Regions from separate parts of the Homo sapiens genome. Here region 2 is linked to region 1. A link is an interaction called in ENCODE POLR2A ChIA-PET data of the cell type or tissue named here. Cell type or tissue: MCF 10A. All regions are shown on one strand. Each heading gives the region's core, and the rest is flanking DNA. Links, peaks and the distances in the headings are about the cores only. Region 1 has its middle 32 kb from the start of LINC02999. Region 2 overlaps UBE2B (ubiquitin conjugating enzyme E2 B).

Region 1 (5,374 bases), core at 259-5,258:
CTTCATTTATTTATTTTATTTTTAGAGACAGGGTCTCACTCTGTCGCCCAGGCTGGAGTGCAGTGGTGCACTCTCAGCTCACTGCAGCTTCAAACTCTTGGTCTCAAGCAACCCTCCTGCCTCAGCATCCTGAGTAGCTGGGAGTACTGGTGCATGCCACTATGCTCGACTACCTTTTTTTTTTTTTTTTTTTTTTGAGAAGGAGTCTCGCTCTGTTGCCCGGGCTGGCATGGCACAATCTCGGCTCACTGCAATCTCCGCCTCCTGGGTTCAAGCAATTCTCCTGCCTCAGCCTCCGGAGCAGCTGGGATTACAGGTGTGCATCACCACACCCTGCTAATTGTATTTTTAGTAGAGATGGGGTTTCACCATGTTGGCCAAGCTGGTTTCAAACTCCTGACCTCAAGTTATCTGCCTGCCTTGGCCTCCCAAAGTGCTGGGATTACAGGAGTGAGCCACCATGTCCAGCCTTGGCTAATTTTTAAATTTTTTGCAGAGACAGGGTCTTGCTTTGTTGCCCAGGATGGTTTCAAACTCCTGGCTTCCAGCAACGCTCTCACCTTGGCCTCCCAAAGTGGAAAGTTTCCATCTAAGCAGTTGTCAGATAAGCCACTCACTTGTATACTGCCTGCCTCATAGAAGAGAGGAGTTTGGCGTTTGAAAGGTTATCTCATCCTCCCCTCTTTTTGAATTGTTTCTTTCATAGGTGCTCCCCCACCCCAAACGACAGACAGCTCACTACCTTGCAGAGCAGCCCTAGGGTGCAGGTTGCCCTTTGCTCCTTGACCCCTCCTGGGGCTCAGACTGGCTTTCTGTAGCATTGTCCTGGCACTGACCTATGGGCAGGGGCCAGCCAGTGGCAGTGGCAGCGACGAGGGCCTGCTGTTGCTCACTTGTCAAGTCCGCAGGTTTCAGGGGCTAACTTGTGAGCAAGCCAGGGGCTTTCTGGATGGAGACTCATCCCTCCAGAGGGCAGGGCTGGGTGTTGGTGTGGGCAGTATTCTGGAGGAGGGTCAGGGGGCCATCCTTGTGCCCAAGAGTTTCCCTCAGAGTGGAGGTCAAGGGGAGCTTAGAGCTGGGAACTTTGCCATCACCTAAAACCAGACTGGACTTGCCTCCAAATGACATACTTGCATTGAGTTAGCTCCCAGGCCAGGAGATGTCCAGGTTCTTGGTTTTGCCCAGTAAGGTACCACCAGGAGACCCACTGGCCCCTCTCAAAGCGGGACATAGGGGCTGGGAAGGGGCAGGAGGGGTCTGGGCGCTTGGAAGCTGCAGCCCCCACCACTCAGTAGCCGTGTGACCTTGTGCAAGTCACTTGGCCTCTCAGAGCCTGTTTCCTTGTCTGTAAGTGGAGGTCATATGGCACCTGCTTCTGAGGCTTGTTGGGGATAACAAACAAGTGACCTGTGAAGTGCCTAGCACAGAGCGAGCGCTCAGAAAGTGCCAGCCTTTGTTATTATATACAGCAAGCGGGGAAACCCGTGGGAAATCCGGGCGCCTCTGGGAAGCTGGGTGTGGTGGGTCGTCCTTCCCGGAGCGGGGGGCGGGGCGTCCCAGGCTCCGCCTCTGCCCATCGCCCCTCCTCCTCGTCCTGCTCCGAGGGGGCCGCGGAGCTTCCTTGCGGCCGGCGGGAGCTGAGTCACGGCGGCCCTGCAAGCGGTTGGCCTTATCTCCGGACTTCGCTGCTCCCGAAAGCCCTCAGCCCGCCTGCCAGGCTACACCTAACTTGCGCCAAGTTCCTCCAGCAGTTCTGGAAATACTCCCAGGGGCCCATCGGCTTGGGGTCCCAGGGAAGGAGGGAGGTCTCCTTCCTGGCTGGCTGGAGCAGTTCCAGAAAGCCCGAGCTTGTGGGCCCCTGGCGGCACGGTGCCTATCTTTCCACCGTTAGCTAAATTTTCCTTGGGGGTAAGGATTGTTTCTCCAGATCTGTCTCAAAATGCACATTCCCCAGGGGTGGAGTGCCACCCGACGCTTTGAAGAGGAAACCAGAAGACTGGAGAACTGGGGCGGATAGATCTTAGGAGCCAAGATGGGGAGAGGGGCTGATGGGGCCGCAGGGATTTGGCAGCCGCCTAAGCTCCCTCAGGCCCCGCCTGCACCTTTCCCAGCCCCCAGGACTCTAGGGGAAGTGGTGGGTGGGGGAGGGGGAAACAGAGCTGACAGATTCTGTAAACAGAGCCGGTTTGGGCCTCGGCCAAGGACGGGGTGTCCTGGCCCAGCCTGGGTGTGAGGCCCATCCGCGGCTCTCCAGGACACCCCGCCCTGCCCGGCTGCCCCGGGGGTGCCCGGCCCAGAGCCAGCTGTAGCCAGGATGTGTCTGACTTGGGATGTGGCCAATTCCCTAGTGGGGAATGTGCCTGGGATTGGGGCGAGGGGTGGGGGTAGCAAAGGAGGGAGCTTCTAAGAACTGTCATTGATCATTCATTCACCCAGTGCCCGGCTCAGCGAAGAGGGCAGCCTCTGGTCCCCGCCTGTGGGAGGTGCCGGTGCTGGATTGTCGCCCCACCCCCGTCTCCATCTCCAATCCTGTCTCTTGCTCTTCTGCTGCCTGAGGCAGAGTCCCCGCGGGGTAGGGAAGCTGAGAGTGGGGCCTCAGGTTCCGAGAGCTCTTCATTGGCCAGGCCTGTCCCCTTGGCTTGTTGCCAAATGTGGTGTTCCATGGCCTCACGATGGCAATTCAGAGATGCAGGAATGCCCTCAAAAAGGGGATGAGGGAGGACAGGCATCCAGGGATACTCAAGGACACTGTTAGAAGCAGGAGCTGTGGTTAGGAGGTGGGGAGAGGACACGGGTGGCCCCGGGACACTGGCACCCCAGCAGGTGGAGGCAGCTGTGGGCTATGCCTTTTAAGATATGGAGAGGAGTTCCTTTGGGAGGAGAGGAGATGGGTTGGCTGAGACTCGTAGGCTGGGGCCAGAGTGCCAGCTACAGATTCTGGACTTTATTGTAGGGGTGAGCATTTCCCAAAATGTGCTCCTGAGTGATCGTGGGTGGGGTGAACAAAAAAGGGTCCTGGGGGCAAATGTATTTGGCAAACACTCTTCAAGAAAGCCTGCAATCCCAGCATTTTGGGAGGCCGAGGCGGGAGGATTACTTGAGCCCAAGAGTTTGAGACCAGCCTGGGCAACATGGTGAAACCCAATCTCTACAAAAATTTTAAAAATTAGCTGGGTGTGGCCGCGCACATCTGTGGTCCCAGTTACTCAGGAGCCTGGGGTGGGAGGCTCACTTAAGCCTGGGCCCAGGTTGAGGCTGCAGTGAGCTATGATTGTGCTACTGCACTTCAGCTCACAGAGTGAAACCATGTCTCAAAAAAAAAAAAAGGAAAAAAAAGAAAAAGCTAAACACCATATACTCCAGGCTTTATCAAAACTTTTATTTCATATGCTAATTAATGAGCATCTTAAAAGAGGGAATAGGGTATTCAGAAGGCTTCCTCACACCTTAACCCTAGCCTCATGGGACTTGTGCTCTTCTGAAAACATTGGAACCCAAGGATTGATAAGTACTTCTTACTTGCTGGCTCTAGCTCAGGTGGAATGAGTGGATACATGTAGACACCAAAGAAAACATGGCTCTTCCCAGAAACCCAGGTTCAATCATCATTTCCTCAAAAGGAGGCCAGCCTGGACACACCTGGATCAAGGGCAGTGGTATAAGAAAATGTTAAATGAATCAAGTCTGGCAGACTTCTCAAGGTTCTGGGTCCCAGACCCCAGGCAATCTCAGGCTCCCTAAATCAGATCCTCAACTCAGCCTCAGTGAGTCCGGGATTCCTGGCCATGGTTGGGGAATCCCATGGTCTCTGCAGAGAACATACTGATCAGAGGTTGTGGCAGGGGCTGCAGCTTGAGGCTGAATTCAGTGTAGTTCCTACACTAGGCCAAATCCTCGGCTGAGCCTTATATGGCCTCATATCTGACTACAAAAAGCATAAGAACAAAGCTGGCCCCCAAACATGGGCTTTCTCATTACCAACTTGGCAAGGCAGTAGCACCCAAGCTGAGCTGCTCAGCGACCCTTCTGACAAAATGCCTCCAGCGCCAGCAAGTCCTGCACCTCAGCTGGGAGGCAGAGGATGACCAGAAGAGCAGCAGAGGAAAGACTGTAGACATGGTACCTTCTTGGACTTGTTCCAAAAATTGTGGCCGGGCACGGTGCCTCATGCCTATAATCCCAGCTACTCGGGAGGCTGAGGCAGGAGAATCACTTGAACCTGGGAGGTGGAGGTTTCAATGAGCCAAGATTGCACTGTTGCAGTCCAATCTGCAGAGTGAGACTCCATCTCAAAAAACAAAAACAAACAAACAAAAAACAGTCACCTGCAGCATCCCCTGGGGCTCCCAGAAATTCTTGGGATATCATGTACGGGGCTGCAGGGTCCCTGCTTGAGCAAGTGGGAATAAGAGTCAGGGACTTTATAGGCATAGGCCGGAACCATGCCTGGGTCCCCTTGTCCTCACAGTCTGGGAAAGCAGTGTGTACATGCCTGCATCCTCTGCATGCTTGCGAGTTACATATAGAAGCTGTAAAATATGGCAAGGTGATGCCCTCTCGTATGCAGTGTAAAAGCAGGCTGAGATGGGAGAGGTCAGTGGGAGCTGGCATCTCCAGGGAAGAGCTCCAAGACGAGGTGGGATGTGGTAAGCCCTTGCAAGTGACTAAGTTTTAGTGGTATAGACAAGAAGATTGACCTGGCCAGTCTGGACAGCATCCAGAGAGAAGCCTGGAGAGGCCCATGGGGTTAGCTTTACCAGCTTCTTTGAGGCACTGAATCTCAGGCTAAGGAATGCAATGGTGTCTTATGGGGGCTTGCAGGATAAGGACCTCCCTTCCATCAAGTCTCACTTCTGCCTCCGTGGCCAGCTGAGCCTCCTGAGTCTTCTTGTATCTTCCTTTTCTCCTTACTCCAGTGTACTCCTCAGCCTGCTACTCTCCGGTTCCCCTACATCATGCTGAAATGGCTGTGGCTGGCATCACCAGAAACCTCCTGGCTTTCAGATCCATAGATTTTTTTTTTATTATACTTTAAGTTTTAGGGTACATGTGCACAATGTGCAGGTTAGTTACATATGTACACATGTGCCATGCTGGTGCACTGCACCCACTAACTCGTCATCTAGCATTAGGTATATCTCTCAATGCTATCCCTCCCCTGTCTCCCCACCCCACAACAGTCCCCAGAGGGTGATGTTCCCCTTCCTGTGTCCATGTGTTCTCATTGTTCAATTCCCACCTATGAGTGAGAATATGCGGTGTTTGGTTTTTTGTTCTTGCGATAGTTTACTGAGAATGATGATTTCCAATTTCATCCATGTCCCTACAAAGGACATGAACTCATCATTTTTAGATTTTTTTTTAAATAACAGCT
Region 2 (5,374 bases), core at 70-5,069, 74 kb before region 1:
GGTATAAAGAACAACTATGCAAATCTGTTTTTTCTTTTCTTTCCTCCTAGTCTCTGCTGGATGAACCGAATCCTAACAGTCCAGCCAATAGCCAGGCAGCACAGCTTTATCAGGAAAACAAACGAGAATATGAGAAAAGAGTTTCGGCCATTGTTGAACAAAGCTGGAATGATTCATAATAGACAACTGGTCTGTTAATCTTTTTCATCATTGTTGTGTATAATTTACCTCTCATTAGAAAGGCTAACAAATTTTAAGTGCCACAGGTTTTAAGGATTCTGCAGAAAAAAAAGAAAAAAGTCCTTCAGTTTAGAACCTACAAAAGCTTGTGTATCTTGATTAATGTACTTTTTATTGCATGGTGTGAACTAAGTTATTGCTGCATAAATTTGTAATATATCCTGTTTGTATTTTTTTCCAAGTGTATAATGTTGGTGTGGAGTTTTCATGACAGAATATACACATTTTGTAAATCTGTACTTTTTTCAAATATTGAATGCCTTATTTTTGAATTCTTTAGATTTTTAAATTGGAGAAAAGCACTTAAAGTTTTTTATATATGAATATTACATGTAAAGCTGTTAAAATACATAACTTCAGTGCAAGAGACTTTGTCACTTATTTCCTTATGTGTGTAGGAGGGGTTAATAAGTCTCTAGCTCTCCATCTATTGATAGTTTCATTTACAATTTCAAAAGAACATTCTTATATTTTATCAAGGAAGTCTTCAAATTTGATTCTAAATAGCGATTATAATCTCCAACTTTATTTTGAATGTACCTCTATTAGTTTCAATTGAGTAATTCTAGACATAACTGGTTTGACTCTGTCCAACTCTGTATTTAGGCCATTTGTTACAGTTTCTTCATGCATTACTTACTGTTAAAACTGTACCTTTTGCGATTTCACAGTTGGCACTTCTGCCATGAGCAGAGAACTGATGCGACTTGTTTTGCTGCTTGGTAGCACTTTAAAAAATTTTTTGATTAATGAAGAAAGTAAAACCATAAACATTTGCCAAAAATTCATGCCCCAGTATTAGCAATGAATTAGTTGCATTGGTTTGAGAAAGGCACATATTGGAGGGAAATCTTGGTGTAACTTAAATATTTGAAAATTACCTTTAATGCAATGCATATCTGTTTATTCTGGGAAATGTTTTAATGCCAGGGCCTGCTGAGTTGCTTCTTCTTGTGGAGATTTTTTTTTTAATCTCCTGAGTTGTATAAAAGTTGTACTGCATCTTAGTTTACTGGATAAATTTAAAACACAGTATTGTAGAAAGCTAATACAAAACTATCCTATGCCTTCAAATAGTATAGAAAATGGAAAATATACAAGTAAATTCTGTTGAACCACCTGTGTAGTCTCTCTAGTAGTTAAAACAGCTATTTTAGTAACCCCAAGAGTTTCTTCTCATATCCATAAAATTGGATTACAGTATGGCAATATCTACAGCTTCTATTCATTATGCAACGTTTAACATTGATTGGATAAATGCTTATAGGCTGGGCCAGGTGGCTCCCACCTGTAGTCCCAGCACTTTGGGAGGCAAAGGCGGGAGGATCACTTGAGGCCAGGACTTTGAGACCAGCCAGGGCAACATAATAAGACTTTTCTCTACTTTAAATTTTTTAAAAAATTAGTTGGGCATAGTGGCACTTGCCTGTAGTCTCAGCTACTTAGGAGGCTGAGGTGGCAGAATAGCTTATGCCTAGGAGGTTGAGGCTGCAGTGAGCTGTGATTATGCCATTGCACTCCAGCCTGGGTGACAGAGCAATACCCTGTCTTTAAAAATAAAAGCTATTACTTGGCAAATTCTGAGGTAAGTGTATGATCTTAGGGAACTTTGATACAAATGGGAATTCACTCACTGGAATCGTGGCTCCCAAAAAGATGCTTTAATTGTGTGGTGCTTTTATAGTTTAGCTCCAAAACAAACTATAGACATTCACTCCAGTAACTCCTAGATTAAATATACAGTAGCTATGAGGGTCTGCCCTCTTATTTCATTAAATGCTATTTGGTTACTATTTCAACATCCATTTTTATCCTTGACCTGTTTTTGCCTTTCCCAGTTTAAAACAGGAAAATTTCAAGTATTGGTAGATAATTATAAAGAAGTTACATGTTACTTTACAGGGAGGTCAGTGAGTTCTAACTCCAAAATTCAACATATGCATAAAACTCATAGCATCCACATTCCTTTTCGAGAAAATCCTTAAGAAGGTTCAATCTATACATAACTCCTCACTTTTTTCTGCAGCCTTGGAACAGATTCCTATTTCTTTGGTTAAGTACCAGATATAAACCTTCGATTTACAAGGTTGAGTCATACAAAAAGTGTTTACTTTAAACTCTAGGTCAGTTTCATAAATGTATGGTAGGGCAAGAAGCTAGAACTAAAATGTTTATGTTGGTACAAAGTTATATTGATGGATTCATGTTAAAAAGTTTAAATGCATGTGTGATACAATTCCCTGTAACAATACCCCAGCACAGAATAATCTGTGAAAGGCACTATTCTAAGCACTTTTAACATATATTATTTCATTTCAAATTCACAAATACGGTGGCTCATGCCTGTAATCCCAGCACTTTGGCAGGCTGAGGTGGGCGGATCACCTGAGTTCAGGAGTTCAAGACCAGCCTGGCCAACATGGTGAAACCCCCCGTCTCTACTAATAATACAAAAATTAGCCAGGCGTGGTGGCAGGTGCCTGTAATCCCAGCTACTCGGGAGGCTGAGGCAGGCGAACCACTTGAACCTGGGAGGCAGAGGTTGCAGTGAGCCGAGACCTCACCACTGCACTCCAGCCTAGGCAATAAGAGTGAGACTCTGGCTCAAAAAAAAAAAAAAAGATGATAATGAAACTAGCCACAGATAGACAGATGAAGTGACTTGCTCAAGATCAACCAGCCAGTAAGTCATAGAACTGGGATTTGAACCCTATGTGGTCTTACCCAGAAATGTGCTATCTTTTAAGAGGTTGAGATTGGTTTTAGAAATTCTGCAGAACTTCAACATCCAAATTTGTGGAAATACTTTTAACTGATTTAGTTTTATACAGACTTGTGTCTACTCCAATGAAAAGGTTTCCTTTTTTTTCCGAGACAAGGTCTTGCTCTGTTTCCCAGGCTGGAGTCCAGTGGCTCCAGGCGGCTCACTGCAGTCTCAACCTCCCAGGCTTAAGCGGTCCTACCACCTCAACCTCCTGAGTAGCTGAGACTACAGATGCATGCCACCATGCCTGGCTAATTTTTTTACTTTTGTAGAGACAATGTCTCACTATGTTGGCCAGGCTGGTCTCAAAGTCCTGAGCTCAACTGATCATCCTGCCTCGGCCTCCCAAAGCACTGGGATTACAGGCATGAGCCACTGCACTCAGCTGAAAGGGTTTTCTTGACTACCATTTTCCACTGACTTTAGGAACATTTTCTGGTTTCTATATAAAGGACTGACTTATCAATAAGCCACATTTTTCCCCTTCCTGGAAATATCCTTGAGTCTGTAGGATTTCTCTCCTCCACCCACCCCCCACACCAAGTTTCATTAATATGAATAACTTTCCATGTTTCTTGTGTTCACAGAATGGCCTGGGAATTTTTAGTTGAGCCAAAAAGATGAATGAGCTGTGCCCATTACAAACCTTGTTGGTTATCTGACTGCTCCACAGCTCTAAATTCACACTCATGTAGGTGGAAGATAGCGGAGAAGTAAGTTATTAAAGGTGTGGTATTATTAACAGTTTGTTTAATGCTCATTAAACAAAGTTAACTGCCTACTTAGTTTATTCATTTAGTATTCTTTAAGAGATAACCCTGAGGATCATATTACACTTCAGAGTTATGTCTAAGGTGTTTCATATTTCAATTCTCCCAGGTTTTAAGAGGTAGGGATCAAATTTTGGAGTCTTGATGGTGTTTATGACAGTTCTTTTCCATTGCATTCAACAATGTAGAGTCCAAGTGGAATCTGAGTTATGTGAGAATCATGTATTTAAACAGAAAAGTGAATAGTTGGAAAGCTGTTCGCGGTAAATGAAATTATCCATAGGACAGAGGCCTTATGCCAAGATGGTAGCTCTATTACTTTAGTTCCCATCTAGTTAGGGGGGAATGAACTGTTACCAGATGGGGGAAAGATTAGTTATCATCAGTCATTCTAGCATATGACAGCAAAGATATTAGAAACTAAATTTTATTGTTGAAAGGACTTTTTCTTTATCGTTTCAACAAAGAAGACACAATTAAATGTGTGCCATTCTTCCTTCAGTGAATTCTCCTCACCATCACTACAGCTTTTTTTAAAAACAATTTTGTCAGAAATATCTTGAGCTTTCAGGGCTTCTTGTGTTCACAGGATGGCCTAGGAATTTTTAGTTGAGCCAAAAAGATGAATGAGCTGTGCACATTACAAACCCTGTTGGTTATCTGACTGCTCCACAGCTCAACATTAGTTCCTTGATGGCTGAAATCAAGAACTTTGGAAGAACTTGGGCTCCAGAGTTCTCTTTGGCATATGTAAGATTCAGACTTGTGTGAGAAACTTGCATATGAAATCTTTTGGGAAGTAAATGCTAAAGCTTGGCCACATGTTGCTTTTGTTCATCAGTGACTTGTGGATTAATATATTTGAGAAGACTCTAATATATAATAGAGTGGGCTCTGCCTAGAGAAAGCAAAGCCAATTAGAGAAAGTCTTCATATAATAGTAACAGTCTTGGTTACAAGTATGATCCTTCTGTAGTCTTTTAGGGGAGGTTGGCTCCTCTGAAGTCTTACTTGGAAGACAGATTCATAAAGTGCCACTGGGCTGGGAACTCCTGTAAAGGGAATCAAAGCCTGTCTCTGAAAAGATCCCCTGGGGTTCCATCAACCTGAACAATTTAGTCATTCTTCTGGAATGCAAGAGTTGTTCTCTACTGTGTCTTTAAGACTGCCAAAATGCAAACATAAAAGCACTTGAGGCAGATCCCCTTAAGAGCAAAGGGGGCTGGGTGCGGTGGCTCATGCCTGTAATCCTAGCACTTTGGGAGGCCGAGGCGGGTGGATCACCAGAGGTCAGGAGTTGGAGACCAGCCTGGGCAACATGGCGAAACCCCATCCCTAGTAAAATAAAAAATTAGCCAGGCGTGGTGGCGGGCGCCTGTAATCCCAGCTACTCGGGAGGCTGAGGCAGGAGAATCGCTTGAACCCTGGAGGCGGAGGTTGCAGTGAGCTGAGATTGCACCACTGCACTCCAGCCTGGGTGACAGAGCAAGACTCCATCTCAAAAAGCAAAGGGTTGGTTATGCTGCTTTATTTCTGAAGCCCAAGGGATATATTGCCCTCTTCCTTTCCACCTTTACAAACAAGATCTTTTGCCAATACC

The links. Peaks named below come from ENCODE experiments on the same cell type or tissue, not always from the same donor. Only the 100,000 strongest peaks of a DNase experiment are listed, where the experiment ranks them.
Region 2: POLR2A ChIA-PET joins it to region 1 with 10 read pairs; 10 of 35 experiments call an interaction of 5 or more read pairs at or near these places.

The regions. Positions count from the first base shown.
Region 1 is chr5:134,464,343-134,469,716 of GRCh38, forward strand. No RefSeq gene overlaps it. Among named protein-coding and RNA genes, the nearest start is that of LINC02999, 32 kb to the left of the region's middle. In MCF 10A, for the core only: no CTCF peak of the experiment used is centred there; DNase peaks (open chromatin) are centred at 1,129, 1,609 and 2,319.
Region 2 is chr5:134,390,175-134,395,548 of GRCh38, forward strand. UBE2B (ubiquitin conjugating enzyme E2 B) reads left to right here. Exons shown (of 6, transcript NM_003337.4): 6 at 51-1,934. The coding sequence ends at 179. Among named protein-coding and RNA genes, the nearest start is that of CDKN2AIPNL, 19 kb to the right of the region's middle. In MCF 10A, for the core only: no CTCF peak of the experiment used is centred there; no DNase peak of the experiment used is centred there.